Linked DNA regions of Homo sapiens: region 2 is linked to region 1. A link is an interaction called in ENCODE POLR2A ChIA-PET data of the cell type or tissue named here. Cell type or tissue: PC-3. All regions are shown on one strand. Links, peaks and the distances in the headings refer to the core of each region. The heading gives the core; the rest is flanking DNA.

What was found. ChIA-PET counts read pairs that join two places held together with the same protein. Peaks named below come from ENCODE experiments on the same cell type or tissue, not always from the same donor. Only the 100,000 strongest peaks of a DNase experiment are listed, where the experiment ranks them.
Region 2: POLR2A ChIA-PET joins it to region 1 with 5 read pairs; 1 of 35 experiments calls an interaction of 5 or more read pairs at or near these places.

The regions. Positions count from the first base shown.
Region 1 is chr12:66,653,625-66,669,444 of GRCh38, reverse strand. The region is part of intron 1 of GRIP1 (glutamate receptor interacting protein 1); the gene reads left to right. Among named protein-coding and RNA genes, the nearest start is that of GRIP1, 18 kb to the left of the region's middle. RefSeq lists an enhancer at 10,019-10,520. In PC-3, for the core only: no CTCF peak of the experiment used is centred there; DNase peaks (open chromatin) are centred at 3,744, 6,514 and 7,024; H3K4me3 peaks cover 358 bases; H3K27ac peaks cover 1,419 bases.
Region 2 is chr12:67,912,996-67,928,815 of GRCh38, reverse strand. No RefSeq gene overlaps it. Among named protein-coding and RNA genes, the nearest start is that of LINC01479, 8.3 kb to the left of the region's middle. RefSeq lists enhancers at 7,675-8,175, 8,176-8,676. In PC-3, for the core only: no CTCF peak of the experiment used is centred there; DNase peaks (open chromatin) are centred at 7,315, 8,105 and 9,265; H3K27ac peaks cover 1,483 bases.

The DNA.
Region 1 (15,820 bases), core at 3,488-11,487:
ATAAGTATCTGTCGAATGGATAATGTTAATATTTATTTATTTATTTATTTATTTATTGAGACAGAGTCTCACTCTGTCACCCAGGCTGCAGTGCAGTGGCACGATCTCAGCTCACTGCAGCCTCCGCCTCCTGGGTTCAAGTGATTCTCTTGCCTCAGCCTCCCGAGTAGCTGGGATTACAGGCACCCATCACCACACCTGGCTAATTTGTTGTATTTTGGCCCGGCTGGTCTCAAACTCCTGACCCCAAGTGATCTGCCCACCTTGGCCTCCCAAAGTGCTGGGATTACAGGTGTGAGCCACCATGCCTGGCCAAATGATGTCAATTTTTAAAGATCTCCGGGCTTAACCAATCCCACACATTTGTTTTGGGCTTGGAGTGTTTCAGATAATGCCTTTTCTTTTCATCAGAGTTCTTGATTTTTCACATCACATGGGGAAAGAAAGCTCCAGGAATATTCTGAAGATCTTTTTATTTTTTGCTTATTTGTTTCTTTTGAGACAGGGTCTCTCTGTTGCCCAGCTGGAGTGCAGTGGTGCAATCTTGGCTTACTGCAGCCTCATCCTCCCAGGCCCGAGCAATCCTCCTGTCTCGGCAGCCTCCCTGCCACTCCCCCAACCCCCAAGTAGCTAGGACCCCACCATGCTGGTATTATTATTATTTTTTTTTCTTTTTGATAGTGATGAGGTCTCCCTATGTCCCTATGTTTGCCCAGGCTGATCTTCAACTCCTGGGCTCAGGCTATCCTCTCATCTTGGCCTCCCAAGGTGCTGAGATTACAGGTGTGAGCTATTCCTGCACTCGGCCTTTTCTGAGGATCTTTAGTATCCTCTAACATCTGCTGATTTCCCAATTTCCTATTTAACTAGAGGGGTGTTCCATACCTTCCTCCTTCCCCTCCTCCTCCCAAAGCCTGCTCAAGGCTGTCTGGAGGAAAATACTGGCAGGGGACCAGAAACAGCACCAGGCAGCTGGAGGCTGAAGGACAAACTATTGTTAATTCTGCATGACAAAATTCCCAATTGAATTCAATCTGGGGAATATCTAGGACCCCACAGAGTTTCTGATTGAATTGAGTCTTTTCTAATCTATAAAGCTAGGTGACCTCATACAGATCAAAAATGAATTTCGTTTATTGCCTTTGTTTTTCTAAATGGTTTGTTGATAAATTTGGTTTACAGGCTATGAAGACTCAGAAAGTATCAGAGTAAAGATAGTTTCCAAGAGTGATTAATTCCTTGTGATATTTTGTATAGATGCTACTTGTTTATTTTAAATGTATGCCTTCCAAATGTTAAAATCTATATCAGGATTAGTGACTCAAGGCACACTGACCACAAACTTTTGCCTCAGCTACATCCCAAATATCAGCATAAGTAAAAAGGGCAGTTCTAAAAATAGGAGAAAAGGATATCAAGAAACAAGAGATTTTCAGAAATTTGTGGAAGATGGAAAGTGGATAAACCAAGCAGACATTACAATCCAGAGCAAATACAAGAAAAGTAGAGGGAGGAGCCACCCTTCCTGGCCATGGAACCACAGACAGGCTTCAAACTTGTGTGGTTTTTGGAAATCAGGCAGAGGAAGGAGGCAGAGAACAAGATGATTTTTTGAAGGATGGAACAGCTGAGAAAGTTAAACACCTCCTTCACCTTCATCACCTTCCCTATTGTTCCCTAATCTAAAATTAGAAAGCCAGTCTCTTAAGAAATTCATGGATCTGTAGTGATGACCCCCCAAGAAAGCCCTCCCCATTTTGGTGTGGAGTTGAGGAATAGGCAAGTGTACTGCCTGCTCACCCTGCTGCCTGTCTCCCACCCGAGGCCTTGGGTGAAGTCTGCCAGTGATCATGCCCTGTTATCCTGGGGAAAAAGTGGTTAAGAAAACATAGTGCTATAACTCACACCAGCTACTTGTATTAGGCAACCTAGTTCTTTATTAATAAATGTAAACTGATAACTAGGGATCATTGACATCTTTTGGACTAACAACTGACCTGAAGAAAGAAGAGGTGATTCAGGAACAAAAGAGAGATTTTTAAAAATTCTAATGAGTAGCCTCAGAAGCATTCAAGTGAATATTGCATTCAAGAAGGTATCACATCCACAAAGCATGACCAGCTATAATGACAAGGGAGCAAAAGAGAAATATACAGAATTCACAGAATATAAAACTATGACTGCTAAAATTAATATTCACTAAAAGAAACAGTTGACAAAGTTAAGGCAAATACTTGAAAAATGTAGATACATAGAAGATCAATTGAATAGGTACAACATCAACCTAAAAAGCATTTGGAGAGCAGACGAGAAAAGGGGAAAGAAATTATAATGGAAATGATTGGTGTAAATTCTCCAAATTCAAACATGTTTTCAGATTGAAAGGGCCCTTTGAGCTCTAAGCAAAATTACTAAACAAAGACATAAACAAATCCTCTTCCAGGACATCGTGGAAAATGAGAAGATCCTAAGAACTTCTCAAGAGAAATAAAAATAGGTTTCCTATAAAGGAATTAGAATCAACTTCGTGTCAGATTTTTATCAATACCAAATCAAAAAAAAAAAAGGTTTCAATGTTTGAGAAGAAATGCTTCAAACCTAAAAATGTCTATCAAGGGTGAGCATAAAATAAATACATTTTTAGGTATGCAATGATTCAGAAAATTTAAATCCAACACATGCTCTTAGAAAAAAAATGACTGGAGATTATACTTAAGCAAAAATGTATATAGAAGTAATCTAGGAAAGAGGAAAGTGTGAAAGTCGAGAAGCTGTGGATCTAATTTAAGAGTGCAGCAGAATGATATCCCAGAATAGCAGTTATATAGTAGAGTACAGTCAATCCAAATGAGAACCAGTCATCAGAGTCAAGGCAGAAGGCCTGATGAAGAATATGGATTTCTTAATAATGACAAATTAATTATAATATGATAGAATTTTAATAATGTATTAAATTAATGATAAAGTAAAGATATAATTTTTCTTTTGTCAACAAGAACAAGAAAGGCAAATAGAAATCCTAAGGGGGACAAAAGCTGGACAAGAGGTAAAAATCCAAATATGAAGCAATGTAAAATGTGTCATGTTTTTAAAAAATTTTTGGCAGATGAACTTGACCTTTATACTTGGAAGATTCTCCATTGAGTAGCACAGATTTAGGAACATAGAATGCATCTCCTGCTTTAGGGATTCCATCATAGTATTTGATTCTCCAGTGAAAAATATTTACATAATCATCATTTTATAATTGTTATTCATATTTAAAATTTTATATTCTATCTGTACAGAGAAAGCATAAAAATTATAACTAGGAAGGGAACGTAAATGTTATTAATATAAGTTTTTACAGTATAAAGATAGTTACATACCTGACTAGCTTTATGTTTGTGGGGGAAAGACAAGTGCAGGGAAGTATAGGGCTGTTAACTGTGTTAACTTACATAGAATATGTTGTAAAATACCATGTGAAGTTGACATGGTAAGGAAAACTACAATTAAAAGGACTGACAGTATGAAAAGTTGGCCCAGATTTAAAGCAATTGGAACTTTCATATACTGCTCATAGAAGTATAATTTGATACTACTACTTTTAGAAAACTGTTCGGTAGTATCTGCAACAGAACGTATGCATATCAGATGGCCCAGCAGTCCCACTCCTAGTTTTATACCCAAAAAAATGCATGCTACGTGACTCAAAAGACTTGTACAAGAATGGTCCTAGCAGCACTGTTTGTAATAGCACAAAACTGGAAACAACCCAAATATCCCTTAACAGTAGAATGCATAAATACATGTGGTAATTATTGGCATACTATGCACCACTCTGCCATGCAATAAAATGCATGATTCTCACAAACATAATGTTGAGTCAAAGAAGCTAAGCAGGAAAAATGTGTATGATATCATTTATGACAGATCTCAAAACCATTCCAAATCTATCTATGAGGGTAGAAGTTAGGATGGTGGTTAACTTCAGGGAGGACACACACACTTATGGGGATACCAGAGCTCTGCTATTTCTTATTCTAAGTTGTGATTATATAGGTATGTTCACTTTCTGAAAACTCACCTAGTTGTTCATTTTTGAATTGTGTACTATTCTTTGTGTATGCCATATTGTAATAAAAAGTTTATTTTGGTTGGTTGTGTTAGCTCACGCCTGTAACCTCAGCATTTTAGGAGGCTGCCATGGGAGTATTGCTTGAGAACAGGAGTTCAAGACCAGCTCAGGCAACATGGCAAGACCTTGTCTCTACACAAAATTACAAAATTAGCCAGATGTGGTGGTGCATGCCAGTTACCTGGGAGACTGAGGTGGGAGGTTCTCTTCACCCAGGGAGATCGAGACTACACTGGTGAGCAGTGATCGCCCCACTGCACTCTAGCCTAGGTGGCACAGCAAGACCCTGTCTAAAAAGAAAAAAGGAAAAGAAAACCTAGTAAGCCAAGAAATTGCAACATTTATTCTGGTATTTTCAGAAGTTTGGAAACTGAAGCAGTAAAAAGAAAAAAAAATTCCTATTGAGGAAGGGGAATGAGGGAGAGAAAGAATGGAGGAAGAAAACTTTTACTTTTTATCTTTTACTCTCCTGTACCATTAACATTAAAAAGAGAAAAACAAAACGATTAAAAGTAATATTAACATTACTAATAACAATAGCTACCATTTATTTCATGCTTATCATAATTGAGATACTGAACTGGGTATATTATGTACCTATGTCAATTAAATTTTCATACCTTACATTCTTCACCACAATTATTAAGGTGAAATTTATTAACCCAGCTTAATGATAAGGAAGCTAAATATCAAGATACCCAATTATAATATAAAAGACACAAAATATTATTTAGGAAGAAAATTTTTCAGCAACCCAGAATATGTTTCTTGTTGTATTAAGGCACATTTTAGTTCTCTAGCATTTGAGGGTTAGGCAGGGGAAGCTCTTACTGTGTTTATAAATCTCATTGCCCATTAATGAACCTGAAGACATAATCATACCTGGCAACAAATTCTAGAAGGAATATATACTATGAATGTTTATCTAATGTATGTTAGAGACTATAATTATGGTGTGGCAAAAATATAAAGTTATTTTTAAAACTCTTTCTCTGTTGACTCACTACAAAAGCCAAGGGCACAATATGATGTCATAATGCAGGGAAGTAATTTCTTCAGGAAATGCAGGTAGTAGAGTCTGAGCATATTGATTTTTGGAGCTCTAGCTCAGTGTTTCCCAACCTTTGTTCTTCATAAAACTAACCCTGCTAGATGTGAATAGTTACTCCATCAGAAATGGGTTCGAGTTAAATTGTCTTGGAAATGCAAAAAAAAAAAATGTAATCTCCCTTTTGTAGATTCAAAACCATATTAGCATATTAAAGACCCTTAGAAGTTTGATAGAAAATAAATCCAATTAATTTTGTTTAAACCAGTATTTTCCCAATTTATTTGGTGATAGGACCTTTCTTCAAGTAGCGCTAACACTGTAGAAACCAGATTTTTGGAAAGCATTCATTTATCTCAACACAGATTGGAGCATAGATGCACCAGCCATTCTTAGATCCTTAGACAGTGGCTTTCAAACGCAAGTTGTTTCAAGTGCACACTTGGCAGGTGCAAACGGAAAACGTTGCAGTGAATTTTGAGAATTGCCTCCTGTGCCAGTATTCTCTGGTATTGTTTACAAAGTTAGACACACACGCTTTAGAGTTCATATGTGTAGGAGGCAAAGTTTTCACTTTGTTACAAAAATTTAGGAGCCTAACAAGTTCTTTCCTAGACAGAGTCTCCCCACTCACTTCTGCACAGAAATAAACTACAGACATGTCTGTAGTTGAATTGGACTCCTTCACCCACCCCACACATACCTCCAAAGTGCAGAGCTGTCTGCATTTTGAATCTGTCAAATCATTTCAAGTCAATTCTGTCAAACCATTAAGCTCTGTGCCATGAAGCAAAAAGAGATGATTTGAACTCATAACATTTAAAAGGCAGCTATTACTGATTGGCCCCCCAGATGGTGAAAGAGGTAGATGACCTTCATACACTCTACTTTTGAATACAGCTTCTTCCTGAGAAGCCTGAAGCCTGGCAAGTTAAATTCTCTACACAATGTACCTTCCCCCCATATAGATGAATAAGTAAACTTTTGGGAAGAGGTTCAGTTTTTTATTTATATATTAGAGAATATTCACAAAATATAAGCATTTTATCATTAGTGTATCTATGCTAAGCTCTTTATGACAATAATTAATACAACTTCATAATAAAACAATGACATAAAGAATGATAGTCATCTTTCAATTTGGTAGAGCTTGTGGGCATAATTCCAATTGATCTCAGAACATTATCAAGTTGCTGTGATAAAGGTTAATGAGAAAGGGGATGCTATACCATTTAGAATTAGAATTTGATCTGTCAAACAAGCATTCTTATCCAAACTGATTCTGACAGCAGTATTATGGCACACCCTTTGAAAAAGCATTGATAGCCTGGGCTTTAATCCAAGATTGTACAGCTTGACTCATAGATGGTTCCTGTTTATGGAATCAAAGGCAGAAAAGATCAGTGAACATGACAAAATGTCTAACCTCATCTCAATGAGATCAGGAAGGGTAGAGCAGTAATCGACAGTGGAAAACTAGCTCCTTAATGCAAGAGATTAGATTGAGTGGTTCAGGCTTACCATTGCTTTGTTTTTATGAAGAGAAACAGGGTAGAATATCAAGTATTCTGGTAGGAAGAGGTTATTTTCATGAGATCTTTTTCAACATTTAGGTAAGCAATAGAAATTTTTTAAAGTAGTTCTTACCAAATCCTAGGAAGGGACGGGCTTGTATACCACAAAATATGGAAAATGCATCATGAAATAATTCACCCAATCATCTAAAGAAAGGTGTGCTTCTATGCTTCCCTTTGGAGAAGTTTTATAATAGGCACAAGAATCTTGACTCATCAGCTGCTAGCAGAAATATATTAAAGTTCCCTTTTTTGCCCTCAAGGGAATATGATACTATAAAAAGATGTGAAGTTAAACAGGTTATGCATGATTTCCACCATACTGTGTTTAACTTGTATAGACTTTTGAGGGCCAGGAGTGTAGAATGGGGAAGTGGAGAGAGAGACTTCAGAGGAAGGAGAGGAAAGAAGCAGAATTTTTGACTACAGCAGGCAATGAACTGAGAAAATAACAAGGGGGCAGTCAGGATTAATAGATATTAGCCACAGTTAGAGGGAAAACCTCTCTAGAGGGGCATTTTGAATGGAGTAAATCTCGGTCTTTCTCAACCTGGGTTACTCATCTGAACCGCAGAACCCTGAAAATGCTTTGATTGATTGTTTTCTTAATTCTTCCAAGGTTGGTACACAATTAATATCATTCTACATGCGCAGGAGTATGGATACTTTAGAATAATAGGGCTCCATTCTCTCACTGAACCCAGGGTGGGAATGGCTACAGTGTTACGTATGAGAAGGAAAAGACCTTTGTTCTATATAAATCATTTCTGGCCAAAATTTTACTATCCCAAATGGTACACAGTGAAATCTTGAAATGATTACATTAAGTGCCAAAGACTTCTGGATGAATTAATCATTTGACTTAAAATGTCTTAAGGATAGAGATGGAAAGAAGAATGGGTTGATAACTATAGAAATAGAATACTGGCCATTGTACAGGCTTGAGATGATACTACAGTAATGCTAAATGTAAAACTAGACAAAAACTCAGAAAAATATTTGCTTGAGAAAACGAAAATGTATGAATTATCTGATCTTTCCTACAACTCCAGTGAAATTTTAGACAACACCAAGGGTAAGATATGTGTTACATGGTGTTTAATATTCATATGGAAGCCCTCTGAGGTTTTGAAAAAGATTATGCTAAATTCTCTAGACAGGACTTCCCCCAAGTCAAATTGAAAATAGTAGTAAGTATGGTTTATTTTTTTTCCCATCTCCCCTCCACCTTTTTTTTTTTTTTGCCAAAATCTAACAAAGCTTTCATTTTCGTACAACCTTACTTTCAGAGCCAACTTTTTGTTGTTTGATGGAAGTAATTCCTCTTTTGAGAAATTAACTCCTAGGGATTTTGATTGTTTCAGTGCTCCAAAGACTTGGCCTTTTTCACTGGAAATTTTAGATGACTTAAATCTCCAACGGAAGAACTGTACACTCTTCGGCCAGTTGATATTCAGCATAGGAAGCTCTTCCTGAAATTTCTCAAATTGGCGATGGAAGTTGCCTCCTAATCTGAAGGACAGTTCTGCTTTCAGATTACTGTATAGGAGCCATTTTTTCAAGTATTTCTCAATTTCTAGGTGCATCACAACTGGAAACTTAAGCATGTTTCTGTCGTTTCCAGGAAAGCCATTATTTATCTGTATATTATGCTTTTATTTTCCTAAAATGATAACATTCATTCCAACTTCAATATTTATATGTGTTCAGAGTATAACTATTTATATCCTAGAAAGATAAGATGATATATTTGTATAATATATATTTGTATACATGTAATACACATGTATACATGTATACATAAATATATACACACATATAAACATATACACACAAATTTATTGGATGCTCTGCAAAAATAGCCACTACTCTAATGGGCATAGCCCATATCTTATTCCTCTCAGTATCCTTAATACCTAGCACCTAGCAGGGAATCAATAATATAAATATAAATATCTGAATAAAAGCAAATTGACAAACTAATAACGTAGGCTTCTTTTCAAACATCACTTCATGCAGCAGAAATGTGTTATGTGCTGCCATATGAAACAATGGGCTGAAACTGGTTTATGAGAAATGTGTATGTGAAATTGCTTTGTAAAATTTTGTACAATTATTATGTAGTCTTATGGTTTCATGAAATATAAATGTTGAAGATGTTGTAATTATACAATACAAATCTTGTTTAACAGACCTTGATTAATAATAACTAATTGATACTTTGTTATTAGCTGATGGATAAGTTCTTGATTTAAATATCAATTAGAGGATAATTCATTAATTTAATCATTTTTCCTCAGTGCCTCAAACAGCATTGAAGGTTTACCCATGACATAAGAACAATCTGATAAATATTCCAATACTAAGCTACAGTCATTCATTTGAATACGTAGGTGCATTATTATAATAGGAGATATATTATGATATTGATTTTGATATTTAATATTTAGCTATTATTTTAGGGTATGAATTTTATAGACCATTTTAATAGCCAAACTAAGGTTTGAAGATAGTCACAAATTCTAACGTGAACACAATATTGATTCCTTACTTCAAAGACAGCTAACAGTTCACAAGAGAATAGTTGGGCTGAGGCCGTCACATTTTATGCATTTAGGCATCAACATGAGAATCATAGAAAACAGTAGATACTTTAGTTTTTCTCTCTAAAGAAGCATGAACATTGATTTATTTTGATGCTATCTTGGTACAGCAAATAGAATCATTTTAATAGAAAAACAACCCTTTGTTTATTTTGTGTGTTGAACCTGTGTGTTAACTCTATGCGTTTTGGGAGTTTATACTATATAAGACCATTTCTGTGGTCTAAAAGCAAGGTAGAACTCCTTTTTCTTTTCCACTAGAGAGAATTTACAAGAGAATTGCATGGCAACAAGTCACCAAGAGTTAATAGTTATTGAGTCATCAGTGAGTATATGCTACAAAACTGGGTCCTTCAAGAACTATATCTTTAAAATGTCCATGTTTAGAGAACATACAAAACATACTGTCAGAATGAACAGCAATTTTAAATGTAAAAGAATTGTTCTATTAGATTGTGTACATATAGAGTTTATATTAAATTAGAATCAATACAGAGACTGGTACATGTGTTCTTTTTTAGGAGCTTATGAAATGGAAACACCTTAACATTCACATCCTCAAGGATTATGTGACACTGTATTAATGCATGTGGAAATGTAACTTTTAAGTATTTTGTTATGAAATAAATAGAGCAAAGTTGTTTGCAAAAAGAAATGCACAATGACAACTTCATTTATTCATTCACAAATATTTATTGAGCACCTACGTGTGAGATAAAACTCTGGGTGGTGAGGGTTTACACAGCAGCAAATAAAATAGGCCTTGTCTCTGCATCCATGGAGCTTCACTTCTAATGGCAGAGTAAAACAATAAACAAATATTCAAATAAATGCACACTCAATGTTATGCAGAAAGTTAACAGAGGGTGTGAGGTTACAGAGTGAGGGGGAAAGCGCTATTTGAAATGGAGTAGTCAGGAACAGCCTCTGATTAGGTGATACTTGAGCCAAGACATGAAAGCCACATGACTATCTAGGGTAGAGTATTCTACACAGAGAGAAGAGCAAGTACAAAAGCCATGCAGCAGGAATGAACTTGGCATGTAAGGATCATCACGGGGCACAGTATTGCTAGAGCAGGGTAAGCAAGGCAAGGAGTTCAGGAGCCGCTTTTTATTTTTATCCTTTTATGTTGTTGTTGTTCGTTTGTTTTTGTTTTATTTTGTTTTTTTTTTGGAGACAAGATCTCACTGTGTTGCTCAGACTGGAGTGCAATGGCATGATCATGGCTCACTGAAGCCTCAACTTCCCAGGCTGAAGCAATCTTCCCCCCTCAGCCTCCCAGGTAGTTGGGAACACAGGTGCATGCCACCACACCTGGCTATTTTATTTTATTTTATCTTATTTTATTTTTATTTTTAGAGACAGGATCTCCCTGTGTTGCCCAGGTCTCAAACTCCTGGGCTGAAACAGTCCTCCTGCCTTGGCCTCCCAGAATGCTGGGATTACAGGCATGAGGCACCATGCCTGGCCAGGAGCTGCTTTTTAGATGAAGGATTTTTTTTTCTTTTTTTTTTTTGAGATGGAGTCTCGCTCTGTCACCCAGCCTGGAGTGCAGTGGCACGATCTTGGCTCACTACAAGCTCCACCTCCCGGGTTCACGCCATTCTCCTGCCCCAGCTAGATGAAGGATTTTAAGTTGGTTGCTTATCATATCCACATGCAGTCATGCCCCCAAAAGGATGCTCCCAAAAGGAATGGATTACAGGAATACAAGACTACAATTTTAATTACTACCGTACTTTACTTACTAGGCATTCCTTCACATTTACAAGGATCTTTTCTAGCTGCGAAGAGAGTCCTCATCCCAAACCTACGGTTAGCTTAGGTTGCATTAAGTTCTCAAAGTAATTTGCTAATTAATAGTAGCAAAAATCTTGTGTATCATTTGTATCATTCTTATTGATTTCTTTTGTCTTTATTTTTCAGAGGTTTTTTTGCATTAACAAATCAGTTGTATAAATATTCTTATATATATGTTTATTTATGTTTATTAACTTTTGAAATAATTTCATACCATTACTTTCACTAATAAGTACACTTTAAATGTAGAGAATTCCCCCTTAAGGGTTTATCAGGACTTACCTTCTTAGGGTGTGAGAAAACTGTAAACTACTGACTAATAAAGTTTAAAATACCTTTTATGTTTCTGTAAGAACCTAAATTTAAGTTAAATTCTTGAAACATGACTTTTTCAGACATTTAAGAGCAAACTTTAAAATCCCCTAAAATAGAATCCCTCCTGTCGCCTTGGAGACATTACGGCCATCGTGCTTTGTCTGTTGTTTTTCTCTTATCCATCTAGGAAGAGTCATACATTTTCATGGCGATTAGGTTCATGCTAGATATGCGGGAATAGCTTTAAAATGCAGTGGAAAGGAAACCCGTCAGGGCTGGAAATTAAGTGTCTGAATTCATACAAACATGGGATAAGGGATGGTGTGGCTTTTAGAATCTGCTTCTCCAGCAAGGGTTCAGATGTCCCCTACTTTTAAGTCTAATAACATTACTTTCTAACAGAAGACCATGTTTTCTATAAAAATAAACTTCTGTTAATGTAACAGACCTGAAAGATCTATTTTATCTAAGATGATGATTGGAGTAAAGCTTGAATAGAGGCTCAGTTTAGGACAGAAGGACACCCTACTTGAGACATAAAGCCAGCCAGTCCCTGCCACCTTTTTTGACACTCTATATTCTGTCCAGTTATGAGGATTGGGTGCTAAAGCCACTGCCTTCCCATCCCAAAGTCAGAAGTGGTTCAACCTCACCTGGGCAGTGGTGTGGCGGCGAATGGGGCGGGACCAGGGTGGTGGGGAGGGTCCTCCTTCAGTAGAGGCTGACAGCTACTTCTCATCATCATCTTCCTTTCAGGACCCTTGCTGATGAGTATCCTTGATTGATAAATTGTCATTTAGAGAGCTGTCTTACATCATTTAAAGGTGAAAATTTGGTGAGGCAAATCTAACCTTTTGATTAATTCCCTATAACTGGCAATCCTAGAGTTAGAGTTAAAATGAATTGCTCCCATTTTTTTTTCTTGTTTACATCAAAATCAAACTGATTTCAATTTTTGGAAATATTTGCTGATAGTAAATTACACAAGAATCATGGCTGGTTCTACTAGGTCAATCTAGTAGAGAAAATTGAGATTAGCAAGGTTTCCAGGTTATTAGAATTTTCTATTGGGATAAAAACCAAGTGAGACTAAATACTAAAAAGCCAAAGAGAAAATTCATTTTCTTTAAAGTTCATGTAAATACTGCATTTCTTAAAAGTATCTGAGAAGAGGAGGTCGGGTTGCAAACTGAAATACCTTCAAGAGCCAGGCATTTAATATTTATTTAATTAATAAATAAGTGCCATCCCCCATGACCTAGATACACTGTTTGCATATTAAACACCTAAGGATACAGCCTTTACTTTTGCAAAGAAATATGTTATTTCCAGTTTTGCATGAAGCACTGGGACCTTTCAGTCCATTTTAATTTTTTCCCTCTTTCTTAGAAGCTAGGATACAGTGAAATATGCCGTACCATAAGAAAAACAACAGTGCAAGCAATAATCCGTGGTAAGAGACAATTGGTCTTGGTGTCAGAGAGGCACTGGGAAGTGGTAATGTCACACTGGAAACTTAGTCTGTTTAAGGAGGGCTGCAGCTACTCACCTTGATTATTGCCAGGCTGAAGTACAAGCCAGGTGTTGTCAGATATTTAGATTTTGCAATAAAGCCCAGGATCTGTTTTTTTTTAAAATGGGAAATCTCCCAATCTTAAAAGATTTATTCTATTGAAAAAAATACACTGTTGGCTAACAAAATTCACTTATAGTTCAAATTTTGCCTGTGGCTGCCAGTTTCCAAGCTGTGTTGCATATTCTACAGAGAGAGAAAAAGTTGTTCATTTATTCATTTGACAATCATTTGTTGAGTATCACACCATGACTGGCACCATGTGGCTTTCAAAGATAATGAGACAGGCTCATTGCTCTCAAAAACCTCAGAGTCTATTGGATGCCTGGAGAAAAAATTTATACTCAGAGTTCAATTATTCCCTATATATTTATAGGTGTCAAATCAATACTTACAGTTCCAGTCCTTCACCTGATCTTCAGTATATCTAATTTCCCTCAAATGATATATCAATACACTAGCTCTCTTTGTATTAACATATATATGTGTTCAAAGCATAAAAGTACAGAAGGCCAGGTGCGGTGGCTCACACCTGTAATCCCAGCACTTTGGGAGGCCAAGACGGGCAGATCACAAGGTCAGGAGATCAAGACCACGGTGAAACCCCGTCTCTACTAAAAGAATACAAATAATTAGCTGGGCGCAGTGGCGGATACCTGTAGTCCCAGCTACTCAGGAGGCTGAGGCAGGAGAATGGCGTGAACCCGGGAGGCGGAGCTTGCAGTGAGCCAAGATCGTGCCACTGCACTCCAGCCTGGGTGACAGAGCGAGACTCTGTCTCAAAAAAAAAAAAAAAAAAAAAGTACAAAAAAACTGCAAAAAAATATTAGTGTATGGTGGATACGTGTCATTATACATTTGTCCAAACTCATAGAATGAAAAGTAGTTAAGAGTGAACCCTACTGTAAACTGTGGACTTTGGGTGATAATGAGGCATCAATGTAGATACAGCTGTAACAAATGTACCACACTGGTGTGGGATGTTGATAGTGGGGGAGGCTGCACATGTGGCAGGGCAGGAGGCATATGGGAAATCTCGGTACCCTTTTCTCAATTTTGCAGAGAACCTAAAGCCACCATAAAAAAGTCTTTAAAACAAAACAGAAAGATTTGCAGCATGATTTTATATGAATTGTTAAAGCACACAAAGTAATAGTGTATAAGAACATCCAAATGTGGGAAAAGCATAAAAGTGCACAGCAGGAGGATAACAACCCCCATTTGGGGATAGTGGTTGCCTCTTGGGGGAACGTGGAGGGATATGAGTTGGAGAAGTTGATCCAGAGTAGTATCTGGATCATTTTGTTACTTTAAAAATATCTGATACAATTTTAACAAAAGATATACATTTGTGAAATCTTGATGATGAGTGTTTAAACATCTCATGTCTTCTTCATGTTCCTGCGTACAATACTTTAAAGAGGTAATGAAAATAAAATAAGAATGTAAAAAACAGCATGACTAAATTAGATTTTTTTCTTTATTCCTAGGGGAATGTCTTTTCTAATTTTCACCATTGCTTTAGTGGCACCAGCTTCCCAGACTTACAATATTTAAATTTTCCCTCTTGTTTATCCCCAGTGGCTAACCCAATCTGTTCCTTATGAATTCTACCTTTAAAACATCTCTTTCCATCTTTATTGTACATAATGGCGCAGACATCCTCATGTCATATCTTAACAACTCTCATCACCTCCCCAAACATCTGAGGACCCCACAGCCCTCCTCTCCTCCTTCCAGTAAATGCTACCACCTTGCTTATCACACCTTTGTCCTGCTGCCATTATTTAGAAATCAAGTTCAACTTCTCTTCCTGGTATTTACATACCAGCATAGTTTGGCCCCATGTCAATTTATAAAGCACATTTCTCTCTCCAACTACTCCTAACTCCTCTTTTCTTAGTGCTCTGATACTTAACCAGGGACCAAGCAACATTCCACATTCAACTTCCATGATTTTGCGTATGGTGTTTCATTTTCACAAAATTTTCCTTCCTTTTTTACCTTTCCAAAAATCCTCTCTACAACCCTCTTCTGTAGGACTTGACCTATATTTGTTTTCCTTATCATGTTTTTGGCACAGGTTGTATTCACTTAGATACTTTATTTTACCTTATCTTTGCAAGTTCATCTTGAATAGTTTTAGTGTGGTTTAATTTGGTTTTTTAGTCATTTTGTGATTTTTTTTTCTTTAAGATCACTTCTTCTTGTCCAAATTTTTTGTAGTTGTCTCCCTTATCACTGCTAGGGATTCTATTCCTATGTTGAAAAAGTTTCAATCTATCACCTATGTTTGGTGCCTGATAGCTTTGTTCTTTCCCTCTACCCCAATCAATCAGTGGTCACAGTGCTGAGTGGTGACCACAGCGTTTTCAGCCTCTGTAGCAAGGATGCCCTGCCTCAGCCACTGGTTCCTGCAGTGATCCTGAATTCATTGACTTTTGCATGTGAAAGGCTTTTAGTCTCTGTTCTCTGAGGCTGTGAACATCAGGTCATCACAGCCTCTGTCCAGTCCTGACCCAGTAGGACTGGACACCTCTGGTCTCTACTCAATTGTGTATATTTCAGTTCAAAGTTTGGTCCACAGAGGTATAAATCTTGTTTTTGAGTATAGATATGCCCCCTAAATTTTGTTTTAAATTTCATTGCTATGTGTTAAGCATAAGCAGCAGTCTATTGGAGGTATCCACTGAATTGTGTTGATGTTTCAGGCAGTCGATTATCTTGGGTGTGGTTTACAGTGCATCTGCCAAATGCTTATAGCAAATAGTTTCTTCCTAGTCT
Region 2 (15,820 bases), core at 4,763-12,762, 1.3 Mb before region 1:
GACAAGGTTTTCTCCAGCTGTCAGTGTCAGAAGGATTTCATTCTGTTTGATGCCACACGGTTTTGTGGTGAGAAGTGGCAGGCAAGCCCTTTTATTCCTTGTAATGTCTTCATTAATAATAGCAGTCATCAATTACCAGAGAAAAGGAGTACAAAATAAATTGTAAACATTATAACCTGGGGTCTTTATGGAGGATCTTTTATATTGTTTCATGGAATTGGAGGTGAATTCAGCAATAGGATTTTTGAACTCTGGAAAGATAGGGGGAAGCTTCCATTTCTTATATGCATGTTGGTCACATAAGACATCAGTCTGTGTGCACAGTTTCCTCATTTTCTTCAATGGTCTGGGTCATTACTTACCCAACAATCTGAAAAAAAAGTACAAATTATGTGTCTAAGTCTATACAATGAGAAGGTGACTTCTTTTTAAGAGCCATGAGAACTTCTCAGAATAAGAATCTCTTTTACAAACCAGTGGAAATCTATCAATCTTAGTTTGGGGGATACCAGGTAAGGTTTCTTCTTTGTAGGGTTTCTGGAGCTTTTAATGAGATGATGCATTCTGTGAAGCTTTAAGGGAAAAAGAAAATATACAGTTTCCTGAGTTTGTTTCATCACAGAAACATTTGTTATGGGCCTAGATAGTTCCATGAAACCTCTATTTTGGAAAGGCTAAAGGAATTAGTTAATCCATTAGCTTTTATATCTAATAAGCACATACTGTGCCTACAAAGAAACAAAAGTTTTCAAGAAACGCCCTCTTAACCTGGCAGTCGGACCAAAGTCCACATTCTTGGTGAGGAAGTTAGGCCTAACAATGTTTTAGCAGAGATATAATTTGATCCTTGGGACTATTTAAGAATACAGCAGTAAAAGTTGCTTACTTTGAGCTGTGGCAGAGATGGGCTGCAGGATTTGTGCAATTCTCATCTCACTGGTTGGAATTCTCTTCTCTCCTATTTGAGAAAATACAGTGTGAAAAAGTCACGTTCCTGCAAGGGTAGAACTCACAGTCTCTAAAATATGACCTAGTGATTCAAAAAGATTGGTACTTTGCTGTTTGACAACATTTTTCAGTGAACCATCACACTTTAAAATAGCCCTGTATAGAGCCCTGACTCCAAGGATCCTGAAAGTATCCCAGAGAGGCTTTTACCATTGGTGGGTGTGTGTGTGCAGGCGTGCATGTGCAAATTCACCCACATGTACAGGCTCTGGATTAGAGGCCGGGAGGAGAATCCAGAGAAGGAAAAACAGACCACACCTCCCCGAAGTCTTCAAAGCTGGTAAGAATTCCCAAGACAGCAGTTCTTTTGAAGCTCCCCACATGCCGTTTTATGGGTTTTTGGTTTTCAAATTAACATAGACTATGAACACCAGGATTTAGCCTCATGGATTTTTGCCCTATGCTATAGAGAAGTCTTCACTTGGCATCTTGGTTTACTGCCTGTGGGAAAATATGACAGGCAATTATAATGTCCTTTTAGTTATAAGCTGAAGTAGGAGTAATATTTTAAAAATATATAAAGCAAATATAGAGGCAGCTTAGCATAGCAGTTAAGAATAGAGATTCTAGAACCATTTTGCCTGAGTTTGAACCCAAATTCTGTGCCCTTGGGCAAATCATTTAAATGTGCTATGCCTCAGCTTCCTTGTCAGTAAAATGGGTCTGATTACAGAACCCCCCGCAGACTGTCATAGGGTTACGTGAGTTCATATCTGGAAAGCTCTTAGAATAGTGCCTGATACTTAATAAATGTTTATTACATTTTAAAATATTTTTAAATATGGTTTTCAGCCAGGCACGGTGGCTCATGCCTGTTATCCCAGCACTTTGGGAGGCCAAGGTGGGTGGATCACCTGAGGTCAGGAGTTCAAGACAAGCCTGGCCAACATGGCAAAACCCCATCTCAACCAAAAATACAAAAATTAGCTGGGTGTTGTGGTGCACACCTGTAGTCCCAGCTAGTCAAGAGGCTGAGGCAGGAAAATCTCTTGAACCCGGGAGATGGAGGTTGCAATGAGCCAAGACCGCACCACTGCACTCCAGGCTGGGTGACAGAGTGAGACTCCGTCTGAAAAAATAAATATGGTTTTCATTTTCTCTCTTGTATTTCATAACACTCAGAAGTTATTCCACTGGACACTCCAGGGAAAGCTGGCAAGTCACTGCCACCCGGGAAAAGCAGTAGCTATGGGGCTAGGAAAGTGTTGGCCACAGTGGAAGAAGAAGCAGGCCCATGGTGGACTTCAGGAGAACTAGGAGGAAGCTGGCATGGATGGGTGTTACAGATGGACCCTCCTTTCAATAGGAGAATTCCTGGAAGGGTGGTAGAGGTGGCTGGTTACAAGCAAAGCAGAGAGCGGAGTAGGTTCCTTATTTCCAGTTGGGGACTGTGGGAAGAGTCTCACAGATGCCCCTCTTTCCCTCACATCAACATTGATGGGCTCCATCAGAGTAACCTTTGCAGCAGTTGCATGCTTAGGCCAAAGGAGGCCTATATTTAGTTCTCCCAATTCTTCCTCCACTCTCTTGGGTATCCTGACATTCTGGGCCCCTGTGGAGGACATGCAGAGGTTAGATAACAGCGCTAGGGGAAGTTTACTAGGGATGTTACTGTGGTGAGATTAAACAGGCAGACCCTGTGGCTGAGGGCTACAGGCCAGATTACCTGAGCCTGGATTCGGTAGGTACAGCCATAGCCACAGATGCCTCTTGAAGAGAGCAGAGGAAAGGGACATTTGAGGATGGAATGTCCAAAAAAAAAAAAAAAAAAGATAGACTGAGTTACATAAAAAGTCTTTCAATTATTTTATGCAACAGAGTTTACAACAGACTGGATTATCAGACACAGAGGGGTAGGTGGTGTGAGGAATATCAGGTAAGCTATAGAAAAACAGAAAAATTACATTTTTTTCTGCTAATCTAAGGTTAGCGTAGTTTACATAATTCCACAACAGAAACATTTATTCAAAAGATGACTATTAATAGCATGCAAAGTTGTACTAGATGCTTGGAGGGATAGAAACTGGAGATAGATAAGGATCTTGCCTTAAGCGTTGTGTAAGAAAAACAAAGCTCAGCACAGGAAGAGCTTGCTGAGCTTAGGTTTGTCATATTGAATTTGAAATGGTTGAACCTCATGTGAAGGTACCCAGGAAAGAATTGGGAATGTAAGGTTGGAGCTCAGAAGGAGAGAAGAGAGATGAAGTTATTTGAGAGGACATCCACTTAGAGGGAACGACTAAAGCTTGCCAAAGAGAGTTGAGAAGAGTAAAAGTTCTATTCATTTATTCAATGAACATGCACCACCCTCTTCTTGGTTCAGGTATAGCAATCAGTGTCAGGAAGGAAGAGTCTGGAAGTGGCCACGGTATTGTCCAAAGAAGGATCTAGAGTGTCAGTTTATTGTGACCTTATGTGGCAGAGACCACTTGGGGTGGCCAATTGCCAAGTTCTCTTTTTCCCAAGCATCTGGCTCAACCACATTTTCCAGTTTTCCTCAGCTTGGAGTGGCCATGTGATGAAATTCTGTCCAGGAGCACAAGGGTGTTTGCGATATGGGCCACTTGCCATATCCATTCCCTTTTATCTTCTACATGAAAGCAAAATTGCTTTTATTTCCACATGATTTCCAGCTTAGTAAAGAAGACACAATGAGGAGGTAGGACTGAATTACTACAAAGTCCTCACCCACCCTGTAAGGACTGGAATGTAAGGACATGAGTGAGAAATAAGCCTTTATTATTAAACCACTAGGATACTAGGATGTAGGCTGTTTGTTTTAGATGCTAGTGTTGTTTTGTTTTGTTTTGTTTTTTGAGACAAGGTCGTTCTCTGTTGTTCAGGCTGGACTGCAGTGGTGTGATCTCGGCTCACTGCAACCTCCGCCTCCTGGGTTCAAGCGATTCTCCTGCCTCAGCCTTCCAAGTAGCTGGGATTACAGGTGCCTGCCACCACGCCCAGCTCATTTTTGTATTTTTAGTAGACACAGGGTTTCACCATGTTGGCCAGGCTGCTTTCGAACTCCTGACCTCAAGTGGTCTGCCCACCCTGGCCTCCCAAAGTGTTGGGATTACAGGCGTGAGCCACGGCGCCCAGCTCAGGTGCTAGTATTACTATTTACCTAATAAATACAAACCAAGATCGATTTAACTCACTAGTTTACACTAAGCAAAACCCAAAGGAGACTGGGATGGCTACCAGAATGACAGCTTATTGATTGAATTTGACAAATGTATCTGTCATTCAGACCAGAAATTCTCATACTGACATGCTCCAAGCCTTCTCTGGTTGTTGTCAGACTGCTCGGGAGCCAAACAATCCAAAGCCACTTTGTGCACTGGCCATGAGCAATCACTGCTCAAGGACTGGAAACACGTAGAATCCATGCACTTATCGTATTCTTGTTCAGTGGGAGATCCAGATGGGAATGAGAGGTTGTCTGAGAAACATGGAAGCAGGATAAGGGGAGTTATATAAAACCAGAGATTAAGGACCAAGAGCCAGGGGACCCTGAATCATCTGTCTCTTGAGATTACTTTCCAATGTGACTAAAAAGATTGGATGCCTGATAACTTAGGTTCCCTATCAGACAATTCCTCAATAGGTCCAGCAACTCCTATTTCCTCCTCTTCATGCTGTCACAGATGCTGCTTTTCTACCTCACCCACATTGGAAGGACATATTCTCTCTCTAGCTGCGTTCATACATGTAATCAGGGAACCACTCTGTCTCCTCCCACTATGTGCTCATTTTATAGTCCTCTATATTGTGGTTGGGGTAGGGCAATTGGAGAGACCTTCCTAAGGCTTCCAAGGAGGGCTGACACCTGGCATCATCTCAGTGCTGGAATCTAGAGAGGAAATAAAGTAGGCACTGGCCTTTCAGAGACTGACAGCTCCACAGGGGACACAGATAAGCCCATGAATACCAGGTTACAATGCAGTGTAAAGGTAACCATAGAACCAGGTACAAAAAAAAAAGCTACAGCACAGAGAAAAGTGTGGTTAATACTTCTTGAGTGATAGGCATAGGAGGAAATGAGGGAAGGCTTCCTGTAGGAGGTGATAATTGAGCTGGAACATTGATGGAGGTGTTCCAGAAAGGGGAAATATCATAGCAAGGGAACAAGGCACACAATGGCTTGGGGTGTCCAGGAAACTAGCAGAAGTTAATTATTTGGTGGGGTGCAGGTGGCTAGTATATGAGGATGAAGTCAGGCAAGCCTGGGGAGGTAGGCAGAGGTCTTTCTCCATGAGGTGCCTTTTACTGAAGCATAGCTGTGTATTAGTTTGCTAGGACTGTTGTAACAAGGCGTACCACAAGCTGAGTGGCTTAAACAACGGCATTTGTAGTCCCACAGTTCTAGAGGCTAAAAGTCCAAGGTCAAGGTGTTAGCAGGGTTGGTTCCTTCTGAGGCTGTGAGAGGAGACTCTGTCCAATGCCTTTCCTTAGCTTTGGTGGTTTGCTGGCAACCTTTGGCATTCCTTGATTTGTGGAAGCATCGTCCCAGTCTCTACCTTAATCTTCATCTTCTATTCTCCCTGTGCGCATGTCTGTGTCCGGATTTTCCCCTTTTCATGAGGACATCAGCCGTATTGGATTACAGCCCTGACTAATGATCTTACTTTAACTTGATGACCCCTATAAAGACCCTATCTCCAGATAAGGTCACATTCTGAGGTACCACATGTTGGGACTCCAACAGAGACATTTTGTTAAGATGCAACTCAATCCGTAATGATCAGCATTTAAAGGAAAGCTAAAGAAAGAACAAAAGAAGGTTCAACCAGAAAAATAGGAAGAGAATGCAGTGTCTGAGAAGAGTGGGACCAGGCGCTGGTCAACAATGCTGATTGCATCTTAAGGCCTAATAATTGGATAAACAAATTCCACCTCTGCCTCTTGCACTTCTTTCTCTGTGCCTCATTTTTCCCTTGTTTGCAAGATAGGGGTAATAAGACTTCCTGTGGGGTGGCTGTGAAGATTAAATGTGATTATGTATATAGACCTTAGCACGTAGTAGGCACGCAAAACACAGTAGCATAAAAACTGGATTGTCACACACCAGTAACATCTTCCATATGCACATGCCAAAAGGGTTCTAGACTGGCATCAATTGCTCCTTAAATATACAACATCATTAAAAGCTGACACCTTGGGAGCCTGCTCCTGCCTCCCACCATGTGTAGAACTTGTGAAATTCCATATTTGCTTCATGTGACCAATAACCTACAGAAATATACAAGTACAAAGCATGTGAATTATGGCTGTGAAACAGGATTTGAAAACATTCCCCTCTTGTACACTTTGGAAATTAAACGTCTGACACCTCATGAATCTTTTTCTCCAGGTTGTTTTGTTTGGGTTTAATGTGGTAACTGATCTGCCCAGGAGAGCAAAATAAAAGCTTGCCTTTCCCTGCACATCTAGCTGGTAGGATATCCAAGAGGCAAGTTCCTACCCCTTCAACCATTCCTACCATAAAAGAAATGTCAAGCTCCTTCCTTCTGCATAGTGACTGATTTTTTCACAGAGGCAGGTAAGGGTAGTTTAGATGCCTTGGAAATGCATTTTCACATTCATGGCACACTCAAGTGAGCACCCACATTGCAGCTCACAGTATTAAACCAACTCAGTGCCTCGGGTCCAGTCTGTATCTTTTAAGCTTTACCAGCTTCCAGGCCCTTTCACTGCTGACATTGTGCTGGTGTGGTGAAGAAACCCTGGGGGTGGACACAGTGAATCATGCCTGTAATCCCAACATTTTGGGACACTAAGGTGGAAGTATCACTTGAGCTCAGGAGTTTGAGACCAGCCTGGACAACATAGCCAGACCTTGTGTCTATAAAAAATTTAAAAAACAAACAAACTGTGTTTTGCACACACCTGTAGTCCCAGCTACTCAGAAGGCTAAGGTGTGAGCATCACCTGAGCCCAGGAGCTCAAGGCTGCAGGGAGCCATGATTACACCACTGCACTCCAGCCTGGGCGACAGAGCGAGACCCTGTATCAAAACAAATTTTTTTCAAGATGCCCTCTTCCCTCAGATAAAATCCATTTCAGTAATATTTCTGAAAGACACTAATATCCTGAAACATGTCCATTGTCTAAACATTTGTGAGATATAGTACCCAATGTCAATTTTTTATTTTTGCTTTCAAAGCAGCTTTACTATATTTTCTGTCAATCCTAATTCTTTCTTTCCTGTAAGATTAGAATCACCCTTTTGCTTTGCTTAACCTCAACTACTCCAAGCTGTAGTTGGAGCTATGTAAGCAGTATGTTTGGAACAAAGGGCAAATTCCCAGGCACTGCCAATCATCCCCAGTTACTCACATCCCTGCTGCTAGCTTTAACATGCTGGAGAAAACCAAGAAGCATGTGGAAAACCCTCTATGCTGGCTTCTTCAGCTGTCAGCTTTTTCTGAATAATGGGACATGCATCAATCAATGTTTGTTTGTTTCTTCCATCTCTTGCTCTTCCTAGCCCCACTCGTCCTTAGGCCCTTCCCCCACTTACCTGGATTCCTGCAATAGCTTCTGAATGGGCTCCCCTTCCTCATGTCAGTATCTTTGTTGACTTAAACTTTCACAACCCGCCTTGACCTTGGGCTTTTGGATTTTCATTGTTCTACCTCCAGAATAAAGTTTAAACATCCTTACATGTCATTCAAAGACCTCAAATATATGCCTAAGCTATACCCCCAAGCTCTTGTTCCTTGAGATCCTTCCATATGCCATTAGCTGTAGCCTGGTGCAGCTGCTTCCTCACAGGCACTGGTACCACAGTGTGTGCTTTGATCATTCTCTGCCCTCAGTGAGGAAGGCAGGACCCCATCTCACTCAGGGCTCAGCTTCACCCTTCTGAGAAACCTTTGCTGACACCTCTATTCATTAAATTCCTTTCCTAGGGCTCCTATCACTTTCTACTTTATATCTTATTTATGTGTGTATCTGCTCAGCTCCCTCCTGGATTGCAAACTCCTTGAGTATAGAGATGTATCTGATTCATACCCCCAGAGCAAAGTGTCTTATGCACACAGCAAGCACTGAATACATGTTTTGAGAGTGACCGAATGCCAGGCTAATGGATGAAGGGAAAACCTCAAAAATCTTCACTATGCATCATCAGCCCAGGTACAATCTTCAACCATGCTTTTATAAGCAACACTTCCTGCAGATCTGCCAGGTAAATGTACCCACCTGAGACAGCTCTCTCTTGCTTTCTCTCATACATTCTTAGCATAGTCCTCATGGTAATAGTGCCTTGCTCTGAAAGAAAGACTGCGTGGGGTGGAGAAAAGGAGGTGAGTTATGTTTTTCCATCTGACTTGTCCTGCTGTTGCTTCAAGTTCATTATTTGCATTTTTATCTTGGTTTTGATAAACTAAGGTGCTTGTCAGCTGTCTTGTTTCCTGGAAGCTCTGCCGAAGTGCATATAAAAGTGGCTCATAGCTCTTGGTGTTCTAGGCCCCAGAAATCTATCCTTACTTGGGACCCTGTGGTTTTTCCCACAGAAGGCAGGAGGGCTCAATTCAGTTTGTATTCCCTGCTGTGAACAACCAGGTTTCTAGGGCTAGAGCTAGCTATGAAGAGCAGCAAACTGAAGCAAGCTGACTGTGGTGTTATGTATCTGTATGTGTGTGTTTGCACATGTGTGTGCACAGGTGTGCATGTATGAATGTAGAGATGTGGAGTGAATGGAAGAAGTACTAGTCAAGGGTGAGCAAGATACTGGTTGCTAATTTAACCGATACGAGTGAGAAAGGATAAAGTACTGTCTACTGATACCAAAGGAAAGGTCTGGGGTCTAGATAGCTTCAATAAGCCCACAAACATTAATCCTAAAGTCAAAGCAAATGAAGCATAACCTTCAGCCACAACATCCCCAGACTGCATATTCAACTTAGTGACTTACTTCCCTTTTAATGTTTATTTTAGCCTTTTCTATTCCTTATTACCTTCTGTCACTTGAATTAATGGTCTTGGAGAAAGAAGAAGGAAGATATGCAATATGATTTATGTATTCTTTTCTATCCTCTCCTTATTCTCTTTCTACATACCTCCCAATATTTAGGCCTGTTCTGCCTGGAAGAAGTTCAAGATGTTCTCTTTGGTTCAGGCTCCATGTATTGTTTTTGCCTGTCTGAGAATCTCTTTGAAAGTGCTGAATTAATGAGTCATTGTTTACTCACAAGCTTATTACAGTGTTCAGAATTTCTTTCATAGAGAAAATGCAAGCTGAGTAAAATCTAGGTCTGGGGCCCCCAGGCCTTCTGATTTTCCCATTGCAATGCGGCTGCTTAAACTTCTGGTTTGTCTGCTGGTGGTTGTTATGTACCTGGATTTGAATGCTCTCTCTCTGCCATTCTCCCACCTCAAGACGCCCAGTGTCCTAAGACTGCCTCAGGCCCCATGGCATGGCATGACCTCCTGGTAGCATCACCCAAGAATTTATCCTGGGAGTGCCCCATACCTTATACCTATTTTCTCACAATCACAATGTTCTTGAATATAGTTCCATCCCCTTTAAGTTGATTGAATAGGTAGTTTGGTCAACTCATTCAAAATCTTGTTCTAATGACCAATAATAGTTCAAGGACTTCTCTTTCACCTTAAATATGTATTTAAAATAGGGGTCATCACTTGGTTTAACTCTAAGAAGAATGGAGTAGTATGATATATTCTATCTGAACAAATTGTGTGTGTGTACCTGTGTGTGTGCATGTGTGTGTGTGAGAGAGAGACAAAGACACACACACACACACACAGATTCAGGAAGAAAGAGTGAAAACAGGGGCTTTTGCATACTTTAAATTGCACCATGTTCGCCATCATGCCACTTAACTTTAGAATCTATCATGGGAAGGAACTAGGTATATGTAATTTTTACCTGATTGGTACAGAGCCCCAAGAAGTGAAAATCATGGAAAAATGAGAAACAGTGGGAGATGCTTGTAGCTGACTGGCAGTGTGGGGACCTCACTGCCTGCTCCCACACCAGGTGCCTCCAGCCATACACCTGCTGGTGCTGTGACCCTCGGAGCTGGGGCAGGAGCAGACATGGGATTTGTAAATCTGCTAAACACTTATTTCCTTGCTACTCAGTAGCACACGTGTCCTCTACATCATGTGAAAAAATTGTTCTCCAAACTTTAGCAGAGTTGCATAAGATTTCATCATATACGTTCATCTAAATTTTGAATATACCACTGCCTTCTATATGGAAGTCACTGGCTCCTTAGCAAAGTTCCCTGTAAAGCTTATAAATGATAAATACTAACTTTATTTCATTTTAAATGGTGTGGAGCAAATTTTTTGGTTTGCCGGTTTGTTCATGATATTTTATAATTCAAGTCCTGAGAAATGTCTCTAAGGCCAATGAGAAGCAATGATGGAGGTATGAGTGTGAGTGTGGCATTCTGTTCAGGTTATTTACAGAAACAGAGTTTTGTGCCTTTAAAAACATGGTAGCTAAAACTAAGTTAATGGTGTTAGGTTCAAATTGGAAGGCTGGAATTCAAAGTGCCTGCAGGAAAAACTGAGCTTGTCACTGGTATGTCTTCAATCTTAAGCACCTGGATCCCCAAACTTTAAAATATAAGAGTAGAGCAATGCAAAGAAATTCTATCCTGTTTGGTATCATTTTTCACCAAAACAATTCTAATGATGGTAACAACCATGTAAAAAGTCGTTGAGAAATATTTTTTTCTAAAAATAACAATGCCATGTATCATGCAATTGATTTACTGTTTTGAAGTTATTTCACAGCAAATGTCTTATTTTTGTCCTCACAAAGCTTCTAAGACAAATTTTCTTATCCTCATTTGACATCTGGGAAACAGATACTATGTAATAAAGAAACAGCTAGAATCCAGATTTTTTTGATTCCCATTTTGTATTATTTTTAGTAGTTCACAAAAGAAAGAGAAAAGAAACACTAATGACTGAGAAAGTCCTAGCGGACGTCGACATTTCCTAAGTGTGTGGATATGATATTGTTGGTAGCAGTTTACAGATGCCCCTCAACCTACCATGGTTTGATGAAAATGCTTTTAGTACATCCAACCTACCTACATTCTAGCTTACACTGTAGAACATTTTAGCTTAAGTGTGTTCAGAAGACTTAAATTAGCCCAGAGTAGGGCAAAATTATTGAACACAAAGCCTATTTTATAATAAAATGTCAAATATCTCATGTAAGAGTTTTGTACGACATATTGCTAGCCCAGGAAAAGATCGAAATTCAAAACATGGTTTCTACTGAATGTGTATCATTTTTCACATTATAATCAAGTAAGAAATTCATAAGTCAAACCATCATAAGTTGGGGACCATCTGTATAACTTAGAAGTTCAAGTTTGGATTTTTTTTTCTCCAATTTTCTGGCCAAAGTTTTGGTCTTATATAATGATAAATAACTTTTAACAATTCCTTTAATAAAGCAGCAAGTGAAATTATTATGATAAACTTTTACATAAATACCTACCTATACTTGGGAACTTGCTAAGATAACACTAATTTATTATCAATCAAAGCTTTAGTTTAGCAACCAACTTTTCAGATTTCTGAGTTATCTCAGGGTTCTGATACTTGAGGTGCCTGAGCTTTCAGATTCTTAAGATAATCAAGGTGTTAGATTTACAGGGTAGTTAGCTCGGAAATACTACATTCATGAGGTTTTTTTCTTCTGCTTTTTTTGTTTATTTGAATTTTCCCGTTTTTCGTGATGAGAATATATTGTACTTTTATAACAGAAGAATGTTTCTAAGATACCATTTTCTATAAGTAAAATTTTAAAAAGGAAAAAGGAAGGAAGCAGGGAAGGCAGAAGAAAGGCAGGTGAATAGAAAGAAAAAAAGAGAAAGAAAAAGCGGAAAAAGAAGAGAAACAGAAAACAAGACAAGACTCTAGCCCAGGCAGTGAGAAGTTCATAGTTAGGCTGCTGTAATGATCGTGCTAAGGCCACAGAACCAGACCACAGCCTTGTTTGTGAGAGATGTTTCCATAAAGGAACATGTGCTCCTGCTGTCCAGTCATCCTGGGAAGAGGCTAATTCTGGCTCTGAAAATGAAGCGGCCTCCATTTAGGGGTTGAGTCAGGCCTATACTCTAAGGTACAGAAATGCCTAGAGAGTTCTGATGAGTGTGAGCTGAGTTAGCCCTAATCACTGGCAGAATGCTGTGAGTTTGGGTCTGTAGACCCTTAGTAAGAGCTTCAGAGTGGAACCTGCAGAAGCCCCTCACTGGGCTAGGTGAAGTTAGATTAGCTGCAGACTGGTGTCCCTGAAGAGCGGTGATGTTGTGAGGATGGTAGGCACAGGGGCACAGTGAGGTGCAAGGTAAGAAGCCAGCCAGCTTAGAGAAACGGGGGTTGTGGGGCATTCCTGAGACAGCAGGAGTCCTACCTGGGAGACTGCAGCCAGGAGACCCCTGGGGGCCAGCTAGTTCCTGGGAATCAAGCTGGTGGGAGTGGGGGTGGGGGCTCACATCATCACAAGTTAGATATCAAAGGCAAGCATAACATTCTCTCATGGCTCAGACTTGTCAGGTCTGGGACATAAATGGTGAGGACTGGGCAAAAAGACTGGATGGAAGGAAATGCATCAAAATGTGCAATGGAAATACATAGAAATTGTTGAATTATGAGTGATTTCTTTCTTTGTTTTCTGTAATTTCCAAGTCATATACAGTTTCTTTCACAATTAAAAATGTCAGCATGTTATAAATGTTATTGTTTTGTGTTTAGTCTCAGCCCTGAGGCACTGTTCAAAGTGTTCTTGCAACCTCTCCTAGTATTTCAGCAGACGGAATTATTCCTTTGCCTGCTCTCAGGTGCCTGCCTCTAAGGTGACACCCTGTTGGCTCCAGGTCCTTCTTTCTTTTTCTTTTTTTTTTTTTTGGAGACAGAGTTTTGCTTTATCACCCAGGCTGGAGTGCAGTGGCACAATCTTGGCTCACTGCAACCTCCACCTCCCGGGCTCAAGCAATTCTCCTGCCTCAGCCTCCTAAGTAGCTGGGATTACAGATGCATGCCACCATGCCTAGCTAATTTTTTTAATTTTTAGTAGAGACGGGATTTCACCATGTTGGCCAGGCTGGTCTTGAACTCCCAACCTCATGATCCGCCTGCCTTGGCTACCCAAAGTGCTGGGATTACAGGTGTGAGTCACCGCGCCCGGCCTCCTGGTCCTTCTTTCTACACAGAAGAACAAAGGAGACTAAATTGTATCATGTCTGTATACTTCAAAGGGGCAAAGCTGATCACTCTTTTGTAAAACAATCAGGAAGTAAGTGTTGACAGTACCCTTCAAAGGATCTACCAACATCTTACCTGGCATAGCATATTTTAATGACTTGATAAATATTTGTTGAATAAATAATATAATCAATATATTCTCTAATTGCATGCTAAGTATTACATAAAATGTAAATATTGATTCAGCATTAGCTCTGCCACTCATAATATTTTTCAGGACTGTAGACTGAGGTTTACCTAAAAGCTTTCTGAGGGGCATAATACTATATTATAGAGTTATGCTGTTTAGTATGGTAACATGTGACTACTGAGGACTTCAAATGTAGGTAGAATGCATTAAGATGTGCTGTGGGTGTACAACACACACTGAATTTTGAATCATCTCAATATATTTTTAAAAATTTGTATTACATGTTGAAATAATAGTACTTTGGATATATTGCATTTAGACTTATTAAAATGAATTTTACTGTTTTTTTTTTTACTTTTAAAATTATGGTTACCAGAAAACTTTAAGTTGCATACGTGGTTTGTACTATTTTCCAATTGGATAGTGCTATTATAGCGTAAACATTTTTGATGGGAGATTTCTAACACATAGTTTTAACTTGACCTTATTGTAGTGCTGAAAATTTCCTTCCTCATCCTTCTGCTGTAAGTTACATTGTAAATCCTCATTTCTTCTCCTAGTAATGCAATGATTATTTGACAGGAAGAAGATAATAAGATCAGGTAGCAGTATGAAAGCAAAGCCAGATATATGCATTGCAGAACATAGGATAGGTTTGAAGTTCAGGGACTACAAGTAATAGGTTTGAAGTTCAGGGACTAAAAGTAAGAGTTACTTAGAAAAACTGACTGGAAGGCAGTGAGCCCATGGAAGCAGAGACCACAGAATATATGAACTGTCATGAACCTCTGAATATATGGCCATTAGGGAGGGATTGTTGTTCAGGAAGATTATTGTGTGTTGGTGCAACAAAGTATTGTATTTTCAGGTATGATTAATCATTTGGTATCTAAAAATCCTACAGATCTCTTTTCAAGCAAAATGGACTATCTGTACTGGAGATACTTTTCAGAAATCCTAATCTTAGCTTTCTATTAAAACATTGATTAAGATGAATGACATATTTGTGGATAGCCAAAGCAAATGCTAACCATCTATCTGATAATATTCTGGGTAATAACTGTAATATATTTGGATTATATAAGTCCAGTGCCTCATCAAAATGTTCTAATGTAACCACAATTATATGCCACGATCTCAATTGTTTTTAATCAAGAATTGGCATAAGAAATGGCCATGAGAAATACATGTGAAATATTTTAGAAAACATATTTTCCATTGGATTTCTCTAAGTCTCTATGATTAAATTCCATATAAGTAATTTGTCCTTGATTTTATAACCTGTAAAAAAAAAAGTTATTCTCTCCTTAAAAACTAATATCTTTCCTTCTGCTAGACAGAAATATCCCATGACACTGTCTTTTGCCTTGGGTAATCATAAGCTCAGAATTAATTTAGTGCTTAATTGTGGTAATTATCTAATTTCTGATTTTTGATAAAATTATCTTTCTCTAGCTTCTCCTCATTCTTTTTATTAGAAATACCCTGGATACATAATGATAGAGGTAGTTCTTAGTGGGCTGGATCTCATGTTCATTTGCCCTGGCATGTGGAATAACCACCACCTACCTTCAACCCCCAATCCAACCACACATGATCCTAGGGAAAGCTTTAACTCTGTCCTCAGCTGAAGTTCAGATTGATTTTTCTGATGGAGTATGTTGGGGGCATCAGAAACGAGACTGAATAGAGATATAACATATTAAGAGATGCCTGCATATATTCCAGCCTTAATTCAAGGGAAAGAAAAAAATAGCCTGAATATTTTTGCTTCTGTAATGAACAGAAGCACTAAAAGAAGAAGAAAGAATTGCTTCTCTTTTTGGGCTGGTGATAGAAATAAGGAAGAATTACAGAATGAGAAAAGTGATCATTATAAAACTTTAACATTAAAAGCCCTGTATAATAAAGTTGTGTCCTGGTACTTCATACAAAAATCCTTACTAGTCTACAAGACCCTGTGTGATCAGTTTCCTCCTGCCTTCTCCAGCATTATCCTGCCACTCCTCTGCTCACACACTGCTGCAGATGGACTGACTTTCATTCTTGGTCTCATGGAGCTTACATGCTAGTAGATGAATGAATTGGTCAATCTGTCAACCTCTGTGTACATTGCCTATATCACAACTTTCTCCTTACCCTAAAAGTCCCACTTTTGAATTGTAATCAGTTGGAGGACTTTGAACCTCAAGAAGCAGAATAAAGAGAAAAAATCCTCAAGTCCTTTGATAGAAGCTAGCATAAGCTTGTCAGGGCTAAGCTTCTTGTCACTGTGTGTGTATTGGGGGGAGGTGCTAGGGCCCCATTCCATCACACTATCTTCTTGGAGTAACTTGACAGAGATGTTGCACTAGATGATTAATTAATTGATAATTAACAGTTTTGGGGTGGCTTCATTGTGCCATGAGGTTGGGGGCTGAGAGT